Linked DNA regions of Mus musculus: region 2 is linked to region 1. Evidence: chromatin loops called from intact Hi-C (ENCODE). Cell type or tissue: left cerebral cortex. All regions are shown on one strand. Links, peaks and the distances in the headings refer to the core of each region. The heading gives the core; the rest is flanking DNA.

What was found. Peaks named below come from ENCODE experiments on the same cell type or tissue, not always from the same donor. Only the 100,000 strongest peaks of a DNase experiment are listed, where the experiment ranks them.
Region 2: a loop joins it to region 1, with 2.2 times the contacts of the local background. A loop is called at or near these places in 12 of 42 quality-filtered maps.

The regions. Positions count from the first base shown.
Region 1 is chr7:45,043,430-45,054,635 of GRCm38, forward strand. Prr12 (proline rich 12) reads right to left here and starts at 9,905. Exons shown (of 14, transcript NM_175022.3): 1 at 9,367-9,905; 2 at 7,789-7,901; 3 at 6,776-6,937; 4 at 3,410-6,699; 5 at 2,294-2,960; 6 at 1-359. The coding sequence starts at 9,452. It overlaps Prrg2 (proline-rich Gla (G-carboxyglutamic acid) polypeptide 2), which reads right to left. Exons shown (of 7, transcript NM_022999.1): 6 at 11,090-11,206; 7 at 10,175-10,768. The coding sequence ends at 10,750. In left cerebral cortex, for the core only: no CTCF peak of the experiment used is centred there; DNase peaks (open chromatin) are centred at 7,680, 8,599, 9,210, 9,957 and 2 more places; H3K4me3 peaks cover 3,217 bases; H3K27ac peaks cover 2,423 bases.
Region 2 is chr7:44,978,249-44,990,058 of GRCm38, forward strand. It overlaps Prmt1 (protein arginine N-methyltransferase 1), which reads right to left and starts at 8,172. Exons shown (of 10, transcript NM_001252476.1): 1 at 8,035-8,172; 2 at 5,238-5,339; 3 at 3,490-3,645; 4 at 3,339-3,402; 5 at 1,135-1,277; 6 at 635-722; 7 at 427-542; 8 at 1-29. The coding sequence starts at 8,070. It overlaps Gm15545 (predicted gene 15545), which reads left to right and starts at 8,652. Exons shown (of 2, transcript NR_045266.1): 1 at 8,652-9,122. In left cerebral cortex, for the core only: CTCF peaks have their summits at 5,015 (motif pointing right) and 7,442 (motif pointing right); DNase peaks (open chromatin) are centred at 5,016, 7,447, 7,819, 8,449 and 1 more place; H3K4me3 peaks cover 2,171 bases; H3K27ac peaks cover 2,117 bases.

The DNA of each region.
Region 1 (11,206 bases), core at 3,207-11,206:
TGCCTCCTCATCCGTCTCCCCACACACCGCTGCCGTCTCTTGCTTCTTGGCCAGGTGCAAAGGCCGAGCGTCTGGAGGTTCAGGGTCCTCTGGGGATGGGGCAGGAGGCTCCTCTGGAGGGGCAACTGGTGGGACCGTTGTGGGTGCTGGCGGGGGCGGTGGAGGTGGTGAGGGCAGTGCTGGTGGAGGCGGTGGTGGTGGCGGTGGTGGAGGAGGTGAGCTAGCCACAGGAGTCACCAGTGGGGTAGGTGAGGGCAAGGCTGGAACTGGTGGTGGGGGTGGGGGTGGAGGTGGAGCCGGCTGAGGTGTTGGGGCAGGAGGCGGAGTGGGTGGGGGCTTCTCCTCCAGCAGTGGGGGCTCTGAGAGAGAGAGAGAGAGAGAGAGAAACAGAAGAAGATAGAGTCATCAGCTCTATTACCATTCATTGACCATGTAGTCCAGGCTGGCCTTCAACCAGATTTTCCTACCTCTATCTAAGAGCTAGTTAGAATGACAGTTCTGTGTCACTATGCCCGGCTTCACTAACCTTACAAATCCTATGTCCCTAATGGCAACTTAGCCCACAGCACATCCACATAGCCACACGTCCTTACTAAGGGTAGACAGCAAAGACTGTCATGACTCTCCTGTAGAGGTCCCACTTCTTGGTCCAGTTCTAGGTCCTTCTGTGAGACCACCACCGTAGCTCCAGCAACAAGGAACTCCTTGTTTGTTTGTTTGTTTTTTTAATTTTTATTTATGTGAGTACACTGTAGCTGTCTTCAGACACACCAGAAGAGGGCGTCGGATCCCATTATAGATGCTTGTGAGCCATCTTGTGGTTGCTGGGAGTTGAACTCAGAACCTCAGGAAAAGCAGTCAGTGCTCTTAACCACGGAGCCATATCTCCAGCCCCTACAAGGAACTCTTAAGATCTATCTCATTGCCCTCATGCCGTTGTCAGTCCTAAGCCGTCTCCCCAAGTCTTTGCAGCTCTTGTCCAACAACTCCTAACTCGGAAGCTCTCTTCCCTGACTCCCAAGCTTGCATTCCCTCCTACAAAATCCACCGCCTTACAAGCCTTCCCTTGTCTCCTCCATCAGTCATTTGATTTTCTAATGCCACAGACATTTGCCGAATTACGTGTGCATGTCTGTATACCATGAATGTGCAGGGGCCTACAGAGGCAGGAGAGGGTACCAGATCCCCTGGAACAGGCATTTGGATGTGGGTGCTGGGAACTGAACCTGGGTCCTCTACAAGAGTGGTAAGCACTCTTATCCACTGAGCCATCTCTCCAGTACCCCAATTACGTTTACTAGTAATAGAACCCAGGATTTTCACTCATTAAGAAAACGCCAGGCCAGGCACTGGTGGTGCACGGCTTTAATCATAGCACTTGAGAGGCAGAGGCAGGCAGAATTCTGAGTTCGAGGCCAGCCTGGTCTACCGAGTGAGTTCCTGGACAGACAGGGCTACACAGAGAAACCCTGTCTCGAAAAACCAAAAAAGAGAAAAGAAAAGAAAAGAAAAGAAAAGGAAGAAAAAAAGAAAGAAAAAAGCAAAAAGAAAACACCAGGAGGAGCCGGGCGTGGTGGCGCACGCCTTTAATCCCAGCACTTGGGAGGCAGAGCCAGGCAGATTTCTGAGTTCGAGGCCAGCCTGGTCTATAAAGTGAGTTCCAGGACAGCCAGGGCTAAACAGAGAAACCCTGTCTTGAACCTCCCCCCAAAAAAAACAACAAAAAAAATTTTCATTTGTTACTCCTTCACTTATATCCTATTCTCTACCCAGCATCCTGGAGGGCCCAGTATCAGCGATTCCCTGCTGAACCTCTGAGCTCATTAAAAGATATTCCTCTAGGCAATGGTGATACACATTTTAGACCCAGGACTTGGGAGGCAGGTAGATCTAGAAGTTCAAGGCCAGCCTGATCTACAAAGTGAGTTTCAGGGCTGCCAGGGAAACACAGAGAAAAAACAAGAATAAAAGTTTGTTTTTGGGCCGGGCGTGGTGGTGCACGCCTTTAATCCCAGCACTTGGGAGGCAGAGGCAGGTGGATTTCTGAGTTCGAGGCCAGCCTGGTCTACAAAGTGAGTTCCAGGACAGCCAGGGCTATACAGAGAAACCCTGTCTCGAAAAACCAAAAAAAAAAAAAAAGTTTGTTTTTCTGTCAATCAGGCAATCAGGAAATCACCTTTGTCAGGTGTGCTCTTCTACACACCAGAAAACAAACTTGAAATAGTGTGTAACCTGAACAACTTTATCTGCTGACTCCAACAAGCCTCACCCAGATCACCTTCTGAGAACTCACCCGGCGTGCCACTGCTGTTGCTGCTGGGCAGGCTTGGGAGAGGGGGTGGACCGGAGGCTGTAGGTCCAGTGTCTAAAGGCGGCTCCTCCGGTGTGGACGTGTCCTTAGGGCCTGTGAGGGGTGGGTCGTCCAGGGCCGAGATGGCGGAGGAAATGCTCTCCTGCAGGTCTCTGTTCTTGGCCACAGAGTCTTCTTCATCCGAGGAGAAGGAGGGCAGCGTCTCGAGGTTGCGCTTCAGCTCTTCGTCCAGCCGCTTGCAGGGGGAAGGGCAGCCGAGGCCCAACCCTTCGCTCTCCGCCGCCTCTAATGCGCCTCCCAGGCCAAAAGGACCAGAGGGTGCCGGGTGCGGCACAGTGGGCACGGTGGGTGGTGGGGGCTGCAGGCCTCGGGTGGGCACAGAGGCTGGCACACTCTTAGGGGGGCTTAGCGGTGGCGTCAGGCCAGCTTGGTAGAGTGGTGGGTGCCGCTTGCCTGACTTGAGAAAGTCAAGGAAGGACGCCATGAACCCTGACTTCATCTCCGGCTGTTTCTCCTCTACCTCCTTGATCTTGGCCTCGATCTTCTCCCGGGTCAGGTTGGAGTCCAGGCTGTTGTGGTCTACACCCGAGATGACATCATTGGAAGGTGCTCCCAGACCCTCACCAGCTTTGGGCACAGACAGCTTGATCTAGACACGGGGATAGCAAAGTGTCACGGTCCAGGGGCCCACCCTCCAGGGATCCACCCCGGAGTGCTGCACCCCTCCCCCCCCACCTCACTTTAGACCACCTCCAAATTCCTGCAACAAATTTGTGGAGTCTCAGATTTCAGCCCAACTGACTACTTGAGACAGGAGGCCAGGCCAACAGTCCCTCCCAGACACAGATCTTCCCCAGTACTCAGGCCCACAGGCTCTGAATGCCAGTCCATCCCTCCATGCACAAGACTTTAGAACTTGAGTCCTGCCACCCTGTCTGCACATGAACATCACAACATTTTATCTCATGGAAACACCGGAATTCTAGGTGACTCTGGTGCTTTTTAATGAGACAACCACAACTCTTGATGCCTAGGGCATCTGACACCTCCAGTCTCACAGAGTCCATCCCAACCCCTCCCACACCCAGTCCCCCTCACCTTAAGTGGCTTCAGGGGCTCCAACCGGGTACCTCCCATTTCCTCAGCCTTCCTGCCTCTGCCCCTGCCCCGGCCCCGAGGTTTCTTGGCCCCATCAGTGGTTATGGAGGCTGGCCCCGCCATGGCAGGGCCCTCCAGTGGACGAATCCTGGGCCTCCCCCTGGGTCGGGGAGGGCCATCGCGCTTTGCCTTGGTGGGCTTGCGGCCACGGCGACGCGGGCCGTCAGGACCAGGGTTGGGTGGGCAAAAGTCTATATCTCCCAGTGGTGAGAGGGCTGGTCTGGAGCGACAACTAGACACCAGATCGGGCAGGCGCCTTGGGTTTAGGCGGATATCTGCGGGCACATCGGCTTTGTCCTCATCAGCCTCGAACTCATATTCCTGTGCATACAGCTTCTTGGGCGTCTGGAAGGGGGGGTCTCGGCGCCGCAGCAGGTGAAATGAGGATGTCTTCAGCAGCTTCTTTGGCTTGGTTGAACAGAAGATGGGCGAGGTGAGGCCACCCTTGGGCTCAGAGACAGGTGGTGGTGGCGGTGGTGGCGGCGGCGGCGGCGGTGCTGACTGGTGTGGCCCGCTCTGGATCAGGCCCAGTGGCTCTGCATTGACTGTGGAGGGAAGCTCAGGAGGTTTGTTGTGATCCAGACCCAGGCCTGGAGTCTCTGGTCCAGTTCCTGATGCCCGGCCTCCACAGTAGGGTCCATAGGGATCATAAGCAGTGGGACCAGGGGGTGGACCAGCACCAGTCTTGGGGTCTCCATCATCTTCGGTCTGTCCGGCCTTGCCATAGTCATCGGCTGCCCCTCCACCAAACATCTCCTCCATGGTGGGAAAAAAGCTGCGCTCCTCGTCCTGAAGCAATGAGTCGGGGAAGCAGATAGACGTGAGGGGTACAAACCGCGGTGCCTTGGTCCCTTGAGGGCTGGGGCTTCTGTAGGCGCCTGCAGGATCTTTGCCCTCCGAGTTAGGTGGTCCCACACCAGGGTCCCCAGGCCCTGACGGCAATGGTTCCAGAGCCCCGAGCAGTTCTTGCATGGCTCCAGGAGGCTCCAGACTCTCCTCGGGTCGTAAGCGAGGGCTTGGGGCTGTGGGCTCCAGGCCGTGGCCGCGGAGGTGGGCTTCAAGCTGCAGAGGCATAGGTGGTGGGGGTGGGGGCGGCGGCTGGGGCGCCCCATCCCGGGTGGCTGGCTCAAGGAGGTGGACGCCGACTTTGGGGGCGCTAGGTGAGGGGCTGGGGGCATGGCTGAGCACAGAAGGGAGGAGCTGGGGAGGAGGTGGAGGCAGCACCATGGGAAGGTCAGGACCTCCAGCCTCCAAGAGGAGGCCATGGGGCGCTGGCTGGGTTGCCTGGGCCGAGGGTGGTGGGGGAGGTGGGCTCTTCTGCAAGAAGGCTCCCAGCTCCTTGGCACCGGCTCCATAGTGAACGACTGAGGTGGCTAGTCCCTCGGGAGTTTCGCCACCCCGTTCTGGCCCCTTCTTCTTGTCCTTCATCCTCCCCAGGCCCAACTCCAGGGCGGCCGTGGCACCCTCATCCAGACTGGCACTAGTCCGGATGACGCTCTGCAGGTGGTACCTCTGGGGATCTTCCTTGGCTAATTCATATGGTGTGCCTGGCGCTCCTCCAGCTCCACCACTGCCACCGAGTCCCTTAGCGGCATCGGCAGGACCATCCTCACCCACCAAGCCGTCTGCCCCTGAGGTCCGAGGTGGGCTAGGTGCCTGGAGCAGGTGCTGAATGAGAAACTCTTCGTCTTCCGTGCGCTCGGCGGCAGAACCACCAGGGCCGGCAAGCAGCTCTGAGCCATCACCTTTTCCCTTGTAGCCGCCTGCTCCAGCTGCATAGCTGCTAGCTCCAGGGGGCGCCAGGAACGGAGCTGAGGCTAAGACCGAACTTAAGTATTTGCCAGGGGCTCCTGGAGAGCCAACGCCTGGAGGGCGGCCAGTAGCAGGCGGTGACTGGAGGGGTCGGATAATATGAGATGGGCTAGCCTCCCCACCACCTCCCAGAGAGCTGGGTCCCCAGCCGCCTCCGTGGCCTGAGAGAGCAGGGGAGTGACCAGTACTGTAGCTGAGGGAAGGGCTGGCTGTGGGCAGCCCCTGTGAATGGGCAGCTGGCCCTGGGTAAGGCTCACTCTGTACCCCATAGAGCTGACCCTGAAGCTGGTCTGGAGAGTAACTCTGACAGGTAGCCAGGCCAGGAGGCGGGGGACCGCTAGGGGGCTGCGGAGGACCCCCAGAATAGCTAGGGCCTTTGCTCAAGTCCTGTGCTTGACCCCCTCCAAATCCTTGCCCGTAGGCTTGAGGGCCCAGAAGCCCTTGGGGCTGGCCAGGGGAATATGCCTGGCTCCCAGCCCCACCAGCCCCAGAGGCTTTCCCAGCGGCATAAGCAGCTGCAGGTCCACCCAGGCTCTGACACTTGGGTGTGGCGGTGGATCGAGGTGGCGGTGGCCTGGTGGCACCCCCCGTGGCTGGTCCATAACCTCCCTTACTCGTCTTGTAACCGGGGGACTGGATGATGGGGCGGTACCCTCCCCCACCCCCAGCCGCACCTCCCCCAGCAGTCTCCGGGCCTGTAGCCCGGCCAGCTGCTCCAGCTGTGGCTCCACTAGGCCCACCCTTGCTAGGTTCTCCAGCACCCGGAGAAGGTTCCCCACCTCCCAAAGGGCTGCAAGCCAAGCTGGCCCGGTGGCCCATTGAGGGATAGCTGCCTCCGCAGCTCAGATAGTGCTGCAGGGAATGGGCTGGTGGTGGGGGCGGTGGGGGCTGGGCACTGGCCGGCCGCTGATAGTGTTTGATGACCGTGTCCTGTCGGGGCAGGGCCCGCTCCGGCGGTGGACCGGGGGCAGCACCCGAGAAGTTGTAGAGCTGGGGGGACGAGGGCTCGGCAGCAGTGGCAGCAGAAGAGGAAGCCAGCAGATTGAACTGAGTCGGGAGGTGGCGGGGAGGTGGAGGTGGATCTGGGGGACCAGGACGGTAAGGGGGAGTCTGAGCAGGGCCGAGGCCAGCAGGCCCCAAGACACCACCCCCTGCCAGGCGCTCGAAACCCAATGACGAGGGCACTGTAGGTGCCTGGGAAGGCTTCAAGTGGAGCACATCATGAGGGGACAAGAGCCCATTAGCAGGAGGACTGAAGGGTGGATCCTGGAGGCTGAGGGATGAGGGCACTGGGAAGGGGCGGCTGCCGAAGGAAGCCGGGTGCTGGTAGGCAGACAGGGCAGAGGAAGACGGGAAGGTGCTGGAACCTGGGAGGGCACCAGAGATGAAGAGTTCCGTGGGGCCCGGTGTGTGCATGGCTAGGGATGAAGAAGACCATTGGTCAGAGCGGACCACGAGACAGCCCTTCTCCAGCCCGCTGGAAATAGCACTTACCTGTCTGCCAGGAAGGGCTTCGGAACTGGGAAAGGAGAGAGGAGGCGGAAGGGCCAGGCTGGGGGCCCCGAGACTCCAGGGCCGAGATGAGGTTCATGACGGAGGCGTCGGGCCCTGCTGAGCCCGCGTGGTGGAGGCCAGTGTCAAAAAGTCCAGAGAGGCCTGACAATGGATAAGTGAACGAATCAGCCAAGAAGAGGGTAGTGGCTGGGGTGAGACAGACGGATGGGAAAAGCACTAAACCAGGTTCAGTTCAGAGGAGGACTGGAGGGAGGAGCCAAAGGCAAGCAAATGGACGCAGTGCCCGTCAACGCAGTTTTCAGGAGGCTGAGGCAGGAGGATCAGACCTTCAGAGACAATCTGAGTAACTCCAAGAGAGCCTATCGCACTTATTAAAATAAAGAAAGAAAGGAATGGGCGGGGGGGGGGGGGGTGTGAGGCTATGAGGCTATAGAAGGCTCAGGGTGGGATTTCCAGCACCTCAGAAGTACCAAAGAAAATTCAAAAGAGGAAGGGGAAAAAAAAGGGCAAGAGTCAGAAAACAGGGAAGGGGACAACAAGGGCAGCCTGGGCAGACTGCACCGATTTAAAATTCAGAGGTGTGGGCAGCAAGGACAAGGTGGGGGATGAGGTTACTCTAAGCAAAAGGGGGAGGGCTAAATAACTGGAGTCAATAGGAAAGAAAAAGGAGACGACCAGCCAAGAGAATCCCACGGGGAAAGAAAAGACTAGGGGTGGGCTGGAGGGAAAGGAAAAGCCTGGAAGAGAAGGTGGGATTTGGGGGGGGGGGCCCTGATGGGTAACAGCCAATAGGAGGCAGAGGGGCGGAGCCATGACGGGCCTGACAAATCCGGCGTGAGATAAGGCCTCAGAGGCAACCAATCAGAGGAGAAGTGGCAAAAAGAGGTCCAGGACCCAGAGCAAGGCCAATTAGCAGGGGCGGAACTTTCAGCAACCAATCAGATATCTTAAAGGGCAGACTTGCCCCAGCCCTCCAGGATGGGAGCCCATACCTGCAGGGTGGTGGTTGGTGGCATAGCTTTGTAGTGGGTGGGGGGCCGCATAGGCCTGGCGATGCAAGATGTCGGTTTCTGGGTGGGAAGTCCGGGAGCTGCCGTAGACCAAGCTGGGAGCAAGAGAGAGATGTCAGAGTATTCTCTCAAGCTATCCTCTGGGAAGGGGGCTAGGAGGGGCTTCTCAACTGAATGGAGGTGTTACTCCAAAGAACCCAGAGATAACACTAGGGAATCCAGTCATCCCATGGCGGGGGAGGGGGTTAAAAAATGTCATTCTGGAGCACTTAAGAGTCCCACGTTTGCAAACACGGGCATGCGAGGACACACTGGGGACGGAGAAAGTCAGGGGAAGCAAATAGTCAACGTGAAAGGTGTGGTCCTCCCTTGAAGTCCTCCCATGCCACAACAGAACGAAAGGTCCAACACTGCAAGGACGCACGGACAACCCAAGACCCGCTGAAACGACACGGACCCTGAATTAGGAAAGGAATCCAGCCAGGCCAGGAGCAGGAGGTAGCTTGTGTCCCAAATGGCAAGGGGAGAAGGTGGGGAGGGGACAGGACACAGGGAAAGTCCCAGGTACAAGTCCTGACACGAATTCGTTGCATCCCTAGGGGCTGAGGTTCAAATGCACCGGCCTAAGTGAAGCCAGATGCGTGTACAAACAGGAGTTCAATTCACCCGTGCAAAAGAAAAGGTCCCGAGTGTGAAGTCCCACTCTAAAAATTTATACACGCTGGGGAAAGCTAAGTGTGGAGGGGGAGGAGGGTGAAGGGCAGGTGAAGAGTGAGGACACAGATTAAACTACAAGAGGCAGGTTCACGGGTGAACACGCGGCTAGCCACGCGTGCACAGGGCCCACGCTCACACACACAAACACAAACGGGGAAGAGACACGACTCTGTTCCAGAAAGGGCCCAAATCCGTGGCCTTGCACCAGAGGGCAAACAGCGCGCCATCAACCAGGATTCACAGCTTTGAGCAAGGTGGGGAGCAGAAGGGGGCGTGTCCCTAATCTCAGGACCCCCCCAAACACACAGAATTCTAGTTTAAGAAGGGGGCGGGGCCCCTTGCCCACTCTGCGCGGGGAATTTCTTGGAGGGGGGAGGGACCGAGTGGCCCGGCCTCCTGCAGCCCCGGAACAATAGGACCTGGGAGGGGGTGCAGCCCCCCAGGTCTGCGAGCTGATTCTCTTTTCCTCCCACCTTTGCAGTTGCAGAGCCAGGGGCGCCCGGGGGGAGGGGTCAGCACGCCGGGAATCCAAAGATGGGGGGCAAGTCCAGGCCTTGCTTCGCCAACCCTTCCCATCTTCCCAAGGCCTTCCCGGTTCGAATTTGTTTTTGCGCCTTGCCTGCTTCGTTTCTCTCTTTTGCAAGCAGGAGCTGGCTTTGGCGGAGTTTGCAATTTGCAAACTGGGGCGGCGGCGTTGTTACAAACCCAAAGAAGGCCGCTCCCTTGCAAAAATCGGAGGGGGAGTTGGCGATGCACGCGTTGCCGAGCGGGCCCCAGGCCCAGGCCAGGCAGGAATCCCCCCACCTCTTGGCCCATTTCTCTAGGTCCCCCTCAGCTCCTTACCTAGCTTTCGCTGACCTCTCGTAACTCCATCCCGCCCCGGCGCCGAGCGGGTCCCCGAAGCCGGCGCTGGGGTAGTTCCTGTCCATGAATTGGCCGCGGTGGAAATTGGGGGGAGGGGGAGGGAGGGGGAAAGGAGGGGGAGCGCGCGCGCTCTCCTCCGCCGCCGCTCCCTCCGCTGCTTTTTTTCCTCCCTTTCTCTTTTTTTTTCTTTGCGGCCACCGAAGGCCCGGGAAGGCCCCGGGCGGGGGAGGGAGGGGGCAGGGACGGAGGGGCGGGCAAAGGAGGGGTGCAGCCGCTGAGCCAAGGAGGGGGGGTTCCCCCTGGAGGAGGGAAAGGGGGGAGGAGGGACCCCGCTGTCTCCGCCTTTGCCCCGGCGCTTGCAAGAGAGAAGGGGACGCGCGCTCCGGAGGGGGCGTCCCGGACGGCCCCGGAGTGGGTGCGGGCGCTGGGTGCTCGCTCTTTCGCCTCCGCCGCCGCCACCTCCTCCTCCTCTGCGCTCACGGTGCAGCCATCTTTGCACAAGGCGGCAGGGGGAGGGGGGAGGGGAAGGGGGGCGGGCGGCGGGGTGTCTGGCTGCGCTCCGCTTCCTCCCACAATCCCGTGCAAATGTAAAAAAAAAAAAAAAAGAGAGAGAGAGAGCGCGAGCGAGCACTAGCGGAGCCTGGGAGGCGGGGGGGGGGGGTAAGCGAGTGAGCGCGAGCGCACCAGCGGAGCCTGGGGGTGTAGGGCACAGCGCCTGTACACAGAGATTCAGTTCCACCGCGCGCAAATGCGCCCAGAAAGGGGGCTCAGTTCTTTTGCATTTTTATTTTTTTCTCATTGTTTCAATTTTTTATTTCTTCCATCCCCCCTTCCTTTCCCAAAGGGTTTTTAAGCAGAGGGCAGCTCAGATCAACTCCATTTACCCGGGTGCAACACAAGCGTGACACCCCGCTTACAGCACATTGCAAATGCGCCCCCCACCTTTATACTGGATTACAAACCGCCCATGTGCCCGACTGGGGAAATACACGAAGTCAGGCGTGTGCAAGGGCCTGGTTCCCTGCGCGTACGTGCCCCGCGGCACCAGTGGAGTGACAGCCGAGTCACGTCTGATCCGAGTTTCCTAAAAGGTCTGCCCATTCTGAGGCAGGGCCACTGCTCAGACGAAGTGTGGGGGGGGGTCACTGGAGGGCCGGGGGCACCAACTCGGCAACAGGATGGTCAGGGACGTGCGTGTATGCGTGCCCGGCGGAAACACGTGTGTCATGGTAGACCTCGGGTCCGACGACCCTGACTCCCCCACGGACACACTGAAGCCCAGTCGTCGAAGAAGCTGGCGACTTCCGGAATCCGCTATGAATCAGGGGCACAGTTCAGGGAGCCCGCGCTGCAAGCAGGTCTTCAGTGAGGCCTTCTGAGGCTATCGGGGATGGGGGTTGGGAGTGCAGAGTCAAACATCCCAGCCGCCCCCTCCACCGAGCCTACACCGACCCGCCCTTGGTGCCTCAGCCAATCCTCAATCCTGTAGGCACAAGCCCCACCTTCCTCAAAAGCTGCACTCTTGCAAGGCTGATCCACGCCCCTATAGACAATTGCGTAGGGTCCGCCCTCCCCTGCAAGCTCCGCCCTATGTAGGTTTTCCTAAGCACCAAGCCCTGCCCTTGGGGACACGCCCCTCCCACGCGTTGCCTCTCCCCCCCCCTCCCTCTGGCACCACCCAGGCAGAAGCCCCGCCTCATACCTGGAGTAAGGGGGCGGAGGTGCGTCGTGCACCCCGGAGGCTGCTAAAGCCTGCTCATAGGTGGGAAGGCCTGGGGGCAAGGGTGGAGATTGAGGCGTCTGAGGACTCAAGGGGATG
Region 2 (11,810 bases), core at 1,683-9,682, 67 kb before region 1:
TCCACCTTGACTGTGTAGATGTCCACCTCCTGCCAAATGGGTGAGCCCAGTCAGTGCTCAGAGCCCACCCTGCACGAGAACTGCTGCCTGTTAGGCCCCTTCCCATCACAGTAAAACAGCCCCCCCGCCTTCTGAAACGGGGTCTCATGTATCCTGGGCTGGCCCTCAAAACATTTTTCCTTTTAAAAAAAAAAAAACATATTTATTTCATGTATGAGTACACTGTAGCTGTCTTCACACACACCAGAAGAGGGCACCAGATCCCATTACAGATGCTTGTGAGCCACCATGTGGTTGCTGGGAATTGAAGCCATCTCTCAGCACAGGGCATGGCCCTGAAAACTCTGATGTGTGGCCCAACTGCTCTCCCTACAGTTCTAATGGACTGGTCAGGGACTGGGACCCCTGCTATTGCTGCCCAGTTACCTTTATGAGGCAGGCATTGGTGACCAGCTGCTTTGGGTCCACCACGTCCACCAGGGGCTCCTTGATGGCCACGTCTTTAATGCAGGACATATCAAAGCCATACACGTTCTCCCACCCTGGGTACAGACAGGGTCAGATGAGCTGTGGAATCCAGGCCCTGCCCTCGCCACCCATCCTGCCCTCACCACCCACTACAACCCCAGCTCACAGTGGATCTTGTAGTCTTTATATTGTCGGTCCTCAATGGCTGTCACATACAAGGTGGCCCGGTCTGGGAAGATGAGGCCATCGGGTGCCTGAAGGGAGTTGGGTAAAAGCAAGGACCTAGCTGAGTGGTCCAATTGTCCAGCCCACCATCACTTTCCAGAGACCCCTTAGCCACCCAGGCCTCATCCTTTAGTCTGGTCCCTACTCAACAGCCACAGTGCACCCAGAGCCCTGGCAGTTCCATAATTCCTAGGAGCATGGAAACACCCCAGAAGGAGACACCTCCATTTTGTACAGTATCCTCCTGATCCCTTCCCCTTCCCCCCAGTACGCGCTCTCCTGGCGTAAGGACTCTGCACTGGCCTTCTTCAAGTCAGTTCCTCTGCCATTCCTTTGGTCCCTTCTCCCTGGGAAGGCCTCATCCACAGAAACACTTGGTGGCACCCTATTTGCTGCTCTAACTCCTTAGCCTGGGGCGCCCATCCAAGGCGTATGGCTCACCAGCCACTTGTCCCGAGCGTGCAGCACGGTGTTGAGCATGGACTCGTAGAAGAGGCAGTAACCCATCCACTCGCTGATGATGATGTCCACCTTCTCCACGGGCAGCTCCACCTCCTCCACCTTGCCCTTGATGATGGTCACCACTGCACCCACAGGAATGGCATGCCAGTCACGGGGAGGGCTGGCCCAGATGGTTCCAGACACCCACAGAGGACTCTGGTCCAAGGGCAGGCACCCTGTCTCTCTTTTCAAACTGTCTCACTATGTAGTCCTGGAACTTGCTATGTAGACCAGGCTGGCCACAAACCCAGAGATCTGCCTGCCTCTGTCCCCCAGCACTGGGGATAAAAGGTTAAAACACCAGGTCCGTCCTAAAGCACAAGGGTAGCACAGCAACAGTTTCAGGTTCTGTCTGCGGGTCTAGGAGTAGCTCTGCTGCGAGCCCAAGTTTAACATTCTCCAGGTCTGGGTTTGTTTCCTCCCCTAGCAGTGCTCAGGTGAAATACATTTTTCTATTCAGTAAGTGAAGCAGTAAGTAATAATGGTGTAGACACAACTGTAAAACGAGGCCAGTAGGTTAGGATGCTTGCAACCAAGTGGGATGACCTGAATCTCACCCCCAGGGTAGAATGAGATCTATCCTCTGACCTCTACATGTGCCCCACCCAATAAAAATAGAAAGCATTTCAATGAAACAAAATAAAACAAAACTATCATAGCCAGCCAGGCCTGGTGGCACAGGCCTGTCACTCCAGCTACTTAGGAGGCTGACACTCAAGGACTGAAGTTCAAAGCCTACTTGGGCTACAATAAGAAACCCTGTCTTGGGCTGGAGAGATGGCTCAGTGGTTAAGAGCACTGACTGCTCTTCCAGAGGTCCTGAGTTCAATTCTCAGCAAACACCCAGTGGGTCACAACCATCTATAATGGGATCTGATGCCTTGTTCTGGTGTTTCTGAGGATAGACACAGCTCACTTACACAGATAAAATAAACAAATAAATCAAAAAGAAAACAAAAACCAAAACAAACAAAAACCCTGTTTCAAATACAAAGAAAGCTGTCCAACTGGCTTGGCGGGAGGGCCAAGGCTCCAAACAAGCGTGTGCTAGCTCACAGGCCTGTTGCTTCAGTTGCAGATCATCTCTTGTTGGGGCAGTACAAAAACTCCTACTAAAGAAAGCACTATCGCCCGGATGGGTGCCAGGCCGCACCTTCCCATGCCTGCCTCTGCCCTTGGAGACTGTGGCACCAGTGCTCATCTACTCTCAACTGTCTTCTCACAGGTTTTCCTTTTTTTGTAGCCTGTCCTGGCCCTCAGGCTCCCAGGGATGGGATGATGGGACACAAGACCTCCAGGGCCTTCAGTTTAGACCTGCTCCATCTTTTATAATGCTAAGTATAACCAGGTACACACCTTTAATCCCAGCACTTGGGAGGCACAAGCAGGAGGATCTCTGAGTTCAAGGCCAGCCTGGCTACATGGTGGGTTCTAGGACAGCCAAAGCTACACAGCGAGGCCTACTCTTGAGAGGAAAACAAGAGTTTAACTGCATGGAAAACTAGTTTGTTTAATCCAAGCACTCGGGAGGCAGAGGCAGGCGGATTTCTGAGTTCAAGGCCAGCCTGGTCTACAAAGTGAGTTCCAGGACAGCCAGGGCTGTACAGAGAAACCCCTGTCTCGAAAAACCAAAACCAAGAAAACCCCCAAAAACCTAGTTTGGTTTGAAATGACACCTCAGGCAGACTAAAGGCCTTCAATGTGTACACATAAGCACAGGACAAAGCCTGTGGTGGGACCAAGTGCACAACCTTTGTGTGGGAACTGTAGAGCGGCAGGCCTGTGGTAAGCAAGCTTCCAGCTGCACACCCAGCCGTGCGGTGGGTGCACGGGCAGCAGTTGTGGGGTTCTCAGGAAGGTAATGCCAGTCATGCCAGAGTGGGGGCTGCTGGGGAGAATTCTTGACAGGCCCTGGATGTGACAACTGAGGGATGGGAAACCCTCGCACAAGGGAAGCTCTAATCTTGAGCACAGTCACCAAAGATCCCCATGCAAAACCCTAAAGTTCGAGGCCCAACGTCCTGACATCCAGACTCAGCGTTCCCGAACGTGAAGGAGCCACCAGTTGTCCACTGTGGTCTCTTAACTCTTCACTGAGGCGTCCAAGAAGGTGCCTGTTCCTCCAGACCCCCCCTCCTGCTCACCATGGTCTAACTTGTTGGCTTTGACAATCTTCACAGCATAATCGGAGATACTGGAACACTCAATCTAAGGCAGGAAGAAGGAGGGTGAGACAGAGTCCAGTCCATGCCCTCTCCAGCTCCTAACCAGCCCGCCCACTGCAGTAGGACTTACCCCAATAACCTTGCGGGCCCCCGCCTTGGCAGCAAACATGCAGAGGATGCCAGTGCCTGAGCCCACATCCAGCACCACCTTGTCTTTGAAGAGATGCCGATTGTGAAACATGGAGTTGCGGTATGTGAGGGTGCGCACCTCATCCTTCAGCATCTCCTGGACAGGGAACCAGAGACAGAGGACCAGAGTGAGGGGACACACAAGGCACGCATGCCACCACCACACTGACGGTGAGCAAGGCTCAGAGGACCCCTTTCCCTTCCGGGCGCTTCTTTTGCAGTGAACACCTACACTGGCCAGGTTTTATCAGTGCCGTCCTTGCCCGAGCCAGGGGTGAATCAGGACGCTGAAACAGGAAGGTCCTGGGTACAAGGCCAGCCCTTAGATCACCAAAATGAACCTTGGTACTGGCCTGGCAGGCTCACACAAATTAAAATGGAGTAAGCAGACAGCCGAGTAGCAAGGAGGTCGATTGACCCTTGACATCACCTCTCAGATTCCAGCCACCTTGTTTTCTGACATGGTGTCTGAGACCTGGGTAGCTGGACCATTAGGTTAGGCTAATGAGCCCAGTGATCAACCTGCTTCTGCCTACTCAGAGCTGAGCTATACAAGCATACACCACCACGCTCGGTGTTCTGGAAGTTATCATGCACGCAGCAGGAACATGGAAGTCAGAAGACACTGTCCATCCTCCATCCAGGGATCTCTTGTATGGCAAGCACTCCTTTCTGCTTGTGTGGCAAGTACCTTTACCCATTGAGCCACTGCCAGTTCTTTTTTTTTTTTTTTTTTTTTTTTTAATTATTTATTTATTTATTATATGTAAGTACACTGTAGCTGTCTTCAGACACTCCAGAAGAGGGCGTCAGATCTTGTTACAGATGGTTGTGAGCCACCATGTGGTTGCTGGGATTTGAACTCCGGACCTTCGGAAGAGCAGTCAGGTGCTCTTACCCACTGAGCCATCTCACCAGCCCGCCACTGCCAGTTCTAAGTGGGTTTTGGGGATTAAACCCTGAAACCCAACCGGGCGTGGTGGCGCATGCCTTTAATCCCAGCACTCGGGAGGCAGAGGTAGGTGGATTTCTGAGTTCAAGGCCAGCCTGGTCTACAAAGTGAGCTCCAGGACAGCCAGAGCTATAAAGAGAAACCCTGTCTCGAAAAACCAAAAAAAAAAAAAAAAAAAAACCTGAAACCCATGCTTGCATGGCAAGCCCTTTAATAACTGGGGTACGTCCCTAGGCCTCCAAAAGCTCAATTATTTTATGCAAATTTTCCAATTTTTTCCCCATTTATGATGCTGGGGATGGAGGCCACTATCCAGCACGTGCTAAGCAACTACTCCGCCACTTTGCCCCAATCCCAGCCTCTAGTAGTTTTTTTGTTGTTGTTGTTTTTAAAGCCCCATGGAAAAAAGACGAGGATTCTTTAGAATGTCATTTGATTTGCACCAAGTCCTGTCTCCTTTATCAAAAAGGGTTGTAGTGCAGCATGAGCCATGGACGCAGCCCCACTGCCAGTCACTAGAGGGCGCCAGAGACAGACAGGGCCGGACCTCATCCCTAGGTCTGTGGTACACTGGGGCAGGAAGCACTTGCACTGGCTTCTGGAGAGATGGAAGAATTCAGTCTTCAAAAGTGGACCAGGGGCAGAAAGGGAGCAGTGAACGTGCTGAGACACTCAGAGCCCTGTCTGGTCTTGTGGTCCTTCAGTCCATACTGGCTGTAGGGTCAGTCTCTACTCACCTCGTGGATGCCAAAGTGGGCATAGGAGTCAAAGTAGTAGTCTTTGGATGTCATGTCCTCAGCGTTGGGCTTCTCACTACTTTCTGCTTGGCCACAGGAAACCTAGAAGAGGGGGAGTGGCAAAGGGTCAAAGGTGGGTTCCCCAGAGTCTCCTCAACCTGCAAAAAGCCCCTCATCATACCAGGACAACCCTCCAGCCCCCTCCAGCATCTTTCTTCCCCAGGTCATGTTTCCACTTCCAGGACCCACCCAGAGCACCATCCAGGGAGCAGCCGCCTCGCCTACCATCTCTCCAGGCTCTATGGCCTGTCTCTAGCTCAGCCCACAGCTGGGGAGGGAGGGAGAGAGGGCAGAGCCAGGGCAGACACATGGAAGGGCAGGGGAGGAGGGCTGGAGATGGAGTTAAGGAAGCAGCCATGGTTCTGGGGAAGCCAGCTGGGGCCAGGAAGGGCTCTGTCCTAAGGGGTTAGGGGGCACAGCAGAGGAAACTGGTTGGAAGCAAGAGGACGGTTAGACCTCTTGGGGAGCCAGATGTATAGCAAGTAAGCTTATGTGGAAGTGGGCTGGGTGGGGGTCTCACAAAAGGATATTTACTTCTTCAAGAGGCGGCTGGAGGCTCATCCCATTAGCCAAGGTGGCTACAAAATTCTAGGAGAGAGTAACAGGGAAAAAGGATTAGCTACGGGGTGATTGGGGAAGGCCTTTGGGGCGGTGAGTGGTTTGTAGGTTGGCTTTGCCTGGGCAAGGAAGGGAGTGTGTGTGTGAGCAGGGACAAGCAATGAGGGAGGCTGTGATCGGGTAGAGAAGGATAGGAAGGAGGGAAGGGAAGGTCTCCTGTCCCAGCTGTTGGCTGAAGAGATGGTGGCCTGCCCCCTGTTGTCCTTCTTTGGTCCAATGACTGGCCATACACACCTACCCCATCTAGGCCACAAGACCCAATACTTGCCAGGGCACATGGGCACTGCCCAGCTGTTGCTCCCCTTCACTACCTAATCCCCCCCCAAGAGATTAGGTGACATTTCCTGACACACATGCCAGGCTGAAGTGCCATGAATAAACTGGAGGGAGGGGTAGGAAGGGAAGGGTGCTGTCGCCTGTCCTAAGAGGATTCCATTAGAGAGACGTAGCACACCACCAAAGCAGCAGGCATACCACCAACTCACACCCACACCAACACACAGAGGCAACCTGACCTCTTTGGTTTCCCTGCCTTTCTGAGGAGGTATCATATATGCCTTGGAAAACTGGGTCCAGCCCATTCCCCACCTCACCTGGGTTCCCACACTGGAACAGCCTTTTCTTTTCTCTGTCCACAAGTCCCAGGGCCCAGGGTCACCATAGTGACCCTGTAGGCTAACTGATCCCTATTTATGGCAGATTTCCCAGCAACTGACCTTCCCCTCCAGAGAACTTGAAGAGGTATGGGCCCCATCAAATTAAATACCATCAATGACTGCCACCCAAGGCTTCCAGAGAAACGTCACAACCTAACCAAGCTCTCAGCTCCCCACAGCCTGGGAGGTGAGATTCCCACGTGGGCCCCACTTTTTCAATAGTACAGACGGACACCAGAAGGTTGACAAATGACTGAAGAGAGCTTGAAACCCATGTCTAGGACCTGCCTTACAAGCCTGATGATGAGCTACTCAGAAGTCAAAAGAAAATGGCAAGTTCAAGGCCATACTCAGCTACAGGGTGAGTTCAAGGCCAAGCACATTTTTTTTTTTGAGGCAGGGTTTCTCTGTGTAGCCCTGGCTGTCCTGGAACTCACTCTGTAGACCAGGCTGTCCTTCAACTCAGAAATCTGCCTGCCTCTGCCTCCCAAGTGCTGGGATCAAAGGCGTGCGCCACCACCGCCAGGCTCAGGCACATTTGTTTAATTAAACTAAGTAAAAAGTAGACTGAGGAATACAGCTTAGGATCGAACAATCAACGATAAGCAGGTAAGCAAGGCAGATGCTAGAATTTCATTCTGTTTTGGGGGGAAATTAGGCAAAAAGGCGGAAATGTTCAAAAAGGGGTCCCTTGCCACATTCAAGTTGGTAAAAATGGAGCTCTGTGGAGGTTAAGGCCCATGGCCATCCGAACTCCTTTATCCCCCACCACTGACCTCTGACTATCCATCCACCCGAGGGCCCTCCCATGAAGGGGTGGGCTTGGGCCACGCCCCATGAAAAAAGACGCCCCTCTCACACGCCCATAGTGACCACGAGGGGGTGCCCGGCGACGGATCCGGATCTCCTCGGATGAGATTCCCCACCATCTCCTTAAAGAGAGGTCACAGGGCTATGCCCATCCCCCCCCCCCCCCCCCCCCGCTGCACAAGGCTAACACAGAGTTGGGGAAAGGGAGGCTGGGGACTGATGTTCTCAGGCCCCACGCGGGTGCAAAGAGCCCGGGCTGCATGGACATCCACAGCCGAGCCAGGGAGAGCGGGTGGCAACCCCTGGACCCCTTGAGTGCAGCCCAGGTCATCGGGCTGGGGGCGGGGCCTTTGTCCTGCACGTGGAGCCCACGGGGCCCCTCGAGGCGGCACACCCCCCTCCCCACGCTACTCTGCGAGACCACGTGCGGCCCGGCTGGAAGCGCCCCCGGCCCGCGACCACGTGCGACAGTCCTCGGCTCGGCTGCGGGTCCCAAAGCACCGAAAGCCGAGATCTCTCCCGTCACGATCGAACACATCCCCCGATGCGGACCAACGCGAAGCCAGGCACATCAAAAGGCCCCGTCCCCACAGTTCAGGCCGTGGGCCACCCGTCTCGCGCCGCCCCCGGGCCTAAAGAGCCCAGCTACTCACCTCCATGATGCAGTTCGCGGCCTCGGCTGCCGCCATCTTCACCCGAGTCCTCCGGCCTCCGAGACCCCCCCCTCTCTCTTTTCTCCCCCCGGCTCGACCGGGGACCGCCTTTTACCAGAGGGTCCTCAGCCCAGCCCCCGATACCCCGCCATAAGTTCTCATTGGTCTGTAAAGCCGTCCATCTGAGAGCTTCATATTTCAATTGGATGACAGACACGCCTATCAAACATAAAGTGCCCGCCCCCCTAGCGTTTAAAGGCCCGCCCCCTCCTGTCCGCTAGGAAGAGAACAACTGCCTGTCTGTCTCACCCAGCACGTGTGACGATTGGGTAAAATTCACCAGATCTTCCCGCCCCTTTCTGGCCAGCTCCGCCCTGGAGCTTCCCGGCGGGCTCCGCGCTAAGCGGACGTCTAGAAACTGACTTGTCTATCATTAAGCTAATCCCCTCCTCCCTCGTTGATATTGGCTGAGCCAAAGGTGACGTTCGCGGCTCTAACGCCACCCTGTTTAAGCGACAGGCCTAGAAGAAGAGGGGCCATTGGCCCATAAGGAAGCAGGCAGAGCTTTGGGCAGCAGCAACTGGCTCTTAGGAATGTCAATCATCACCATTCTGTGGATTCCTCTCCCCCATACCCCCTACCCCGGTCTTGGATGTTTTCTGGAGGAACTGGGGAGCGTGGGCGCGTTAAGTTATAGGGAAAACCCCAATTCCTGAGACGTGGATGAGGGCGCATTCTAGTCTGTGATTCCGAAACCAGCCATGATTCGCTGTGAGCTTCCCACCCCTGTGCTGGAAGGCGCCAAGTTCTGAACACCTGTGGCCTCCTCGTGGCCTCCAGGTCCTCTGCGGGAAACACCCAGCGTCCTTTGTCTGACCAACTCCTACACGTCAATCACCGGCAATTCGGACGCCACCTCTTCCAGGAAATTTCCCTGAATCTGCAGAAAGTTACTCCTTCCCTGAGGATGGATGTCAGTTGCTGGATTCGTGAACCTTCCCTTTGCCTTCAGTCCCACCAGTCTATGGTCCAAACATAAGATCCTTTAAACTCCCGTATGAGCCCTCCAGTGGGAGCTTCCGCATAAGGTACGCGAGCACATCTGACCTGTTTCCTTCCAACGCCTAACACTTACTTTGTATAGTGTGAGCATGCATTCGTGTGTGCCTTGCACGTATGGAGGTCACAAAGCAATGAACAGGAGTCCTTTCTCCCACGATGTGAGTGTAGGGAATTGAACACAAGTCGTCAGGCTTAGCGGCAAGCACCTTTACCCTCTGCTGCAGACCAACACTTACAATCTGGTAGATCTTTTGTTTGACTGATTCTCACTGTGCCTTGGGCCTGGAACTCGCCGTGGAGATCAACCTGTTTTTGTCTCCCAAGTGCTGAGATTTAAGGCCTATGAAAATCTTGCCCAGCCAATATGGTCCCCCTTTTTTTCCCGTTTTTCCTCGATAGTGTTTCTCTGTGTATCCTTGGCTGTCCTCTTACTCATAGATCCGCCTGCTTCTGCCTTCCCAAAAGGCATGCTTCCCACGCCCAGTTCAGTATGATTTTTTTTTCCTCTAAGATTTATTTTATGTGAGTACAACAGCTGTCTTCAGACACAGCAGAAGTGAGCATTGGATCCCTTTATTATAGATGGTTGTGAGCCACCATATCGTTCCTGGGATTTGAACTAAGGACCTCTGGAAGCGCAGTCAGTGCTCTAAATGGCTAAGCCATCTCTCCAGCCTTTTTGTTTTGAGACAAAGTTTCTTTTTCTTTGTGTAGCCTAGGCTGTCCTAGAACTCACTCTGTAGACAGGGCTGGCCCAGAAGTCGAAGATCTAGCCTGCCTGTGCCTCTCTCAGATGATCTGATTGACTCCAGCCTGTCCTACTTTGTCCCCCTATCTCAATAGCCCCAGGGCCTTTTCTGCTCTGTGTCAATCTCCCCCACCCCTACCCCCTCGACACCTTCTGTGTCACCTTCTGCCCTGGTGCTTCTGTCATTCTCTACAACTTACCAGCCCCTCAGCCCACGGCCTTATGAGGCCTTCTGCCACCTCCAGGACGATGTCTTAATCCTTCAACCACCTTCACTCACTTCAGCCTCACTGACTGCATCCCAGTTTCCTGGGGCTGCTGCCATCTTACATGGTGCTCCTCGTCTTTGGGGAACCAAACTTGCTTCTCATTTAGGACAAGAGATTTTATCTATAGCAGTGAATGAGATGCATTCTGACTTTGAGCCAGCCATCCTTGACAGATTTAAATAAACTTAGCACAGGGAATCTCTGCAGTCCATTCGGTTTCCTACAAATACAGATTCCTAGGAGGAAACTGAGGCTCAGACAGGGAAAGGGGATTGGTCAGGGCTAAACACTTACGACGCTGAGCTTTATCTCACTGTAGAAAGGCAAACAAAACAACTTTATTTTTTAAAATGTATTTAATTTGGATTTTGTCTGTGTGCACAGTATGTGTAGAGGCCAGAGGCTGAAGTCCAAATGCCTTCCTAAATTTCCTTGAGACTGTCTGCATAGACCAGACAGGACTGGAACTCAGAAGTCCACATACTTCTGCTTCTCAAGTGCTAGGATTAAAGGTATGCACTGCCTTGCCAGGAACCACTTTTTTTTTACTTTTTTTTTTTTTTTAAAGAAAAGGTCTGAGCCGGGCGTGGTGGCCCACGCCTTTAATCCCAGCACTCGGGAGGCAGAGGCAGGCGGATTTCTGAGTTCGAGGCCAGCCTGGTCTACAGAATGAGTTCCAGGACAGCCAGGGCTATAAAGAGAAACCCTGTCTCGAAAAACCAAAAAAAAAAAAAAAAAAGAAAAAAAAGAAAAGGTCTCTCGGTGACACTGGAGCCTGAACAGCAAGCCGCAGAGATCCTGCTTCTGCCTCGCGAGTGCTGAGTGCTGGCATGCGCTCTGTGCCCCGCTTTTAAGTGAGGGCTGGGGATGGAACTCAGGTCTTTATGCTTAGGCAGCATCCACTTTATACTGACTGCCCTAGCCCCATTTTGGAGCTTTTGAAGCAAGGTCTCATGTAGCTCACACTGGCCTTGTACTCACTATGCAGTTAAGGATGACCTTGAACCTGATCCTCCAAATGCTGGGATTACAGGTCTCCTGCATCAAGCACTGCACAGTTTAAAGTGTAGCTAACACACACCTGTGAGACCTGCCCTGGAGATTTAAGACCTGGCACTCTGCTCCACTCACAGCTACATACCCCAGCAACCTCAGAGAGGTCTACCATAAGTCAGGGTTAAAGGTGGAGCTTAATGGTAGTGGTTGCCTAGCTCAGTGGTTCTTTTTTTTCCTTTTGGTTTTTCGAAATAGGGTTTCTCTGTATAGTCCTGGCTGTCCTGGAACTCACTCTGTAGACCAGGCTGGCCTCGAACCCAGAAATCTGCCTGCCTCTGCCTCCCAAGTGCTGGGAGTAAAGGCATGTGCCACCACTGCCTGGCTCAGTGGTTCTTAACTTGTGGCTCTTAACCCAACTTTGGTGGTCAGAAGACCCTCCCACAGGGGTCATTTAAGGCCATCAGAAAACAGATTATTTACATTATCATTCATTGTAGTAGCAAAGTTACAGTTAGGAAGTAGTAACAAAATTCTTTTATGGTTGGGAGGGGGCAGCACAACATGAGGAACTGTGTTAAAGGGTCGTAGCATTAGGAAGGTTGAGAACCACTGCCCTAGCTGGGAGAAGTGCCACTCATAACAACAGTTTAAAAAGAAAAAATAAACAGTCCAGCTGGATCCTGCCACAAGCCAATTGTGTA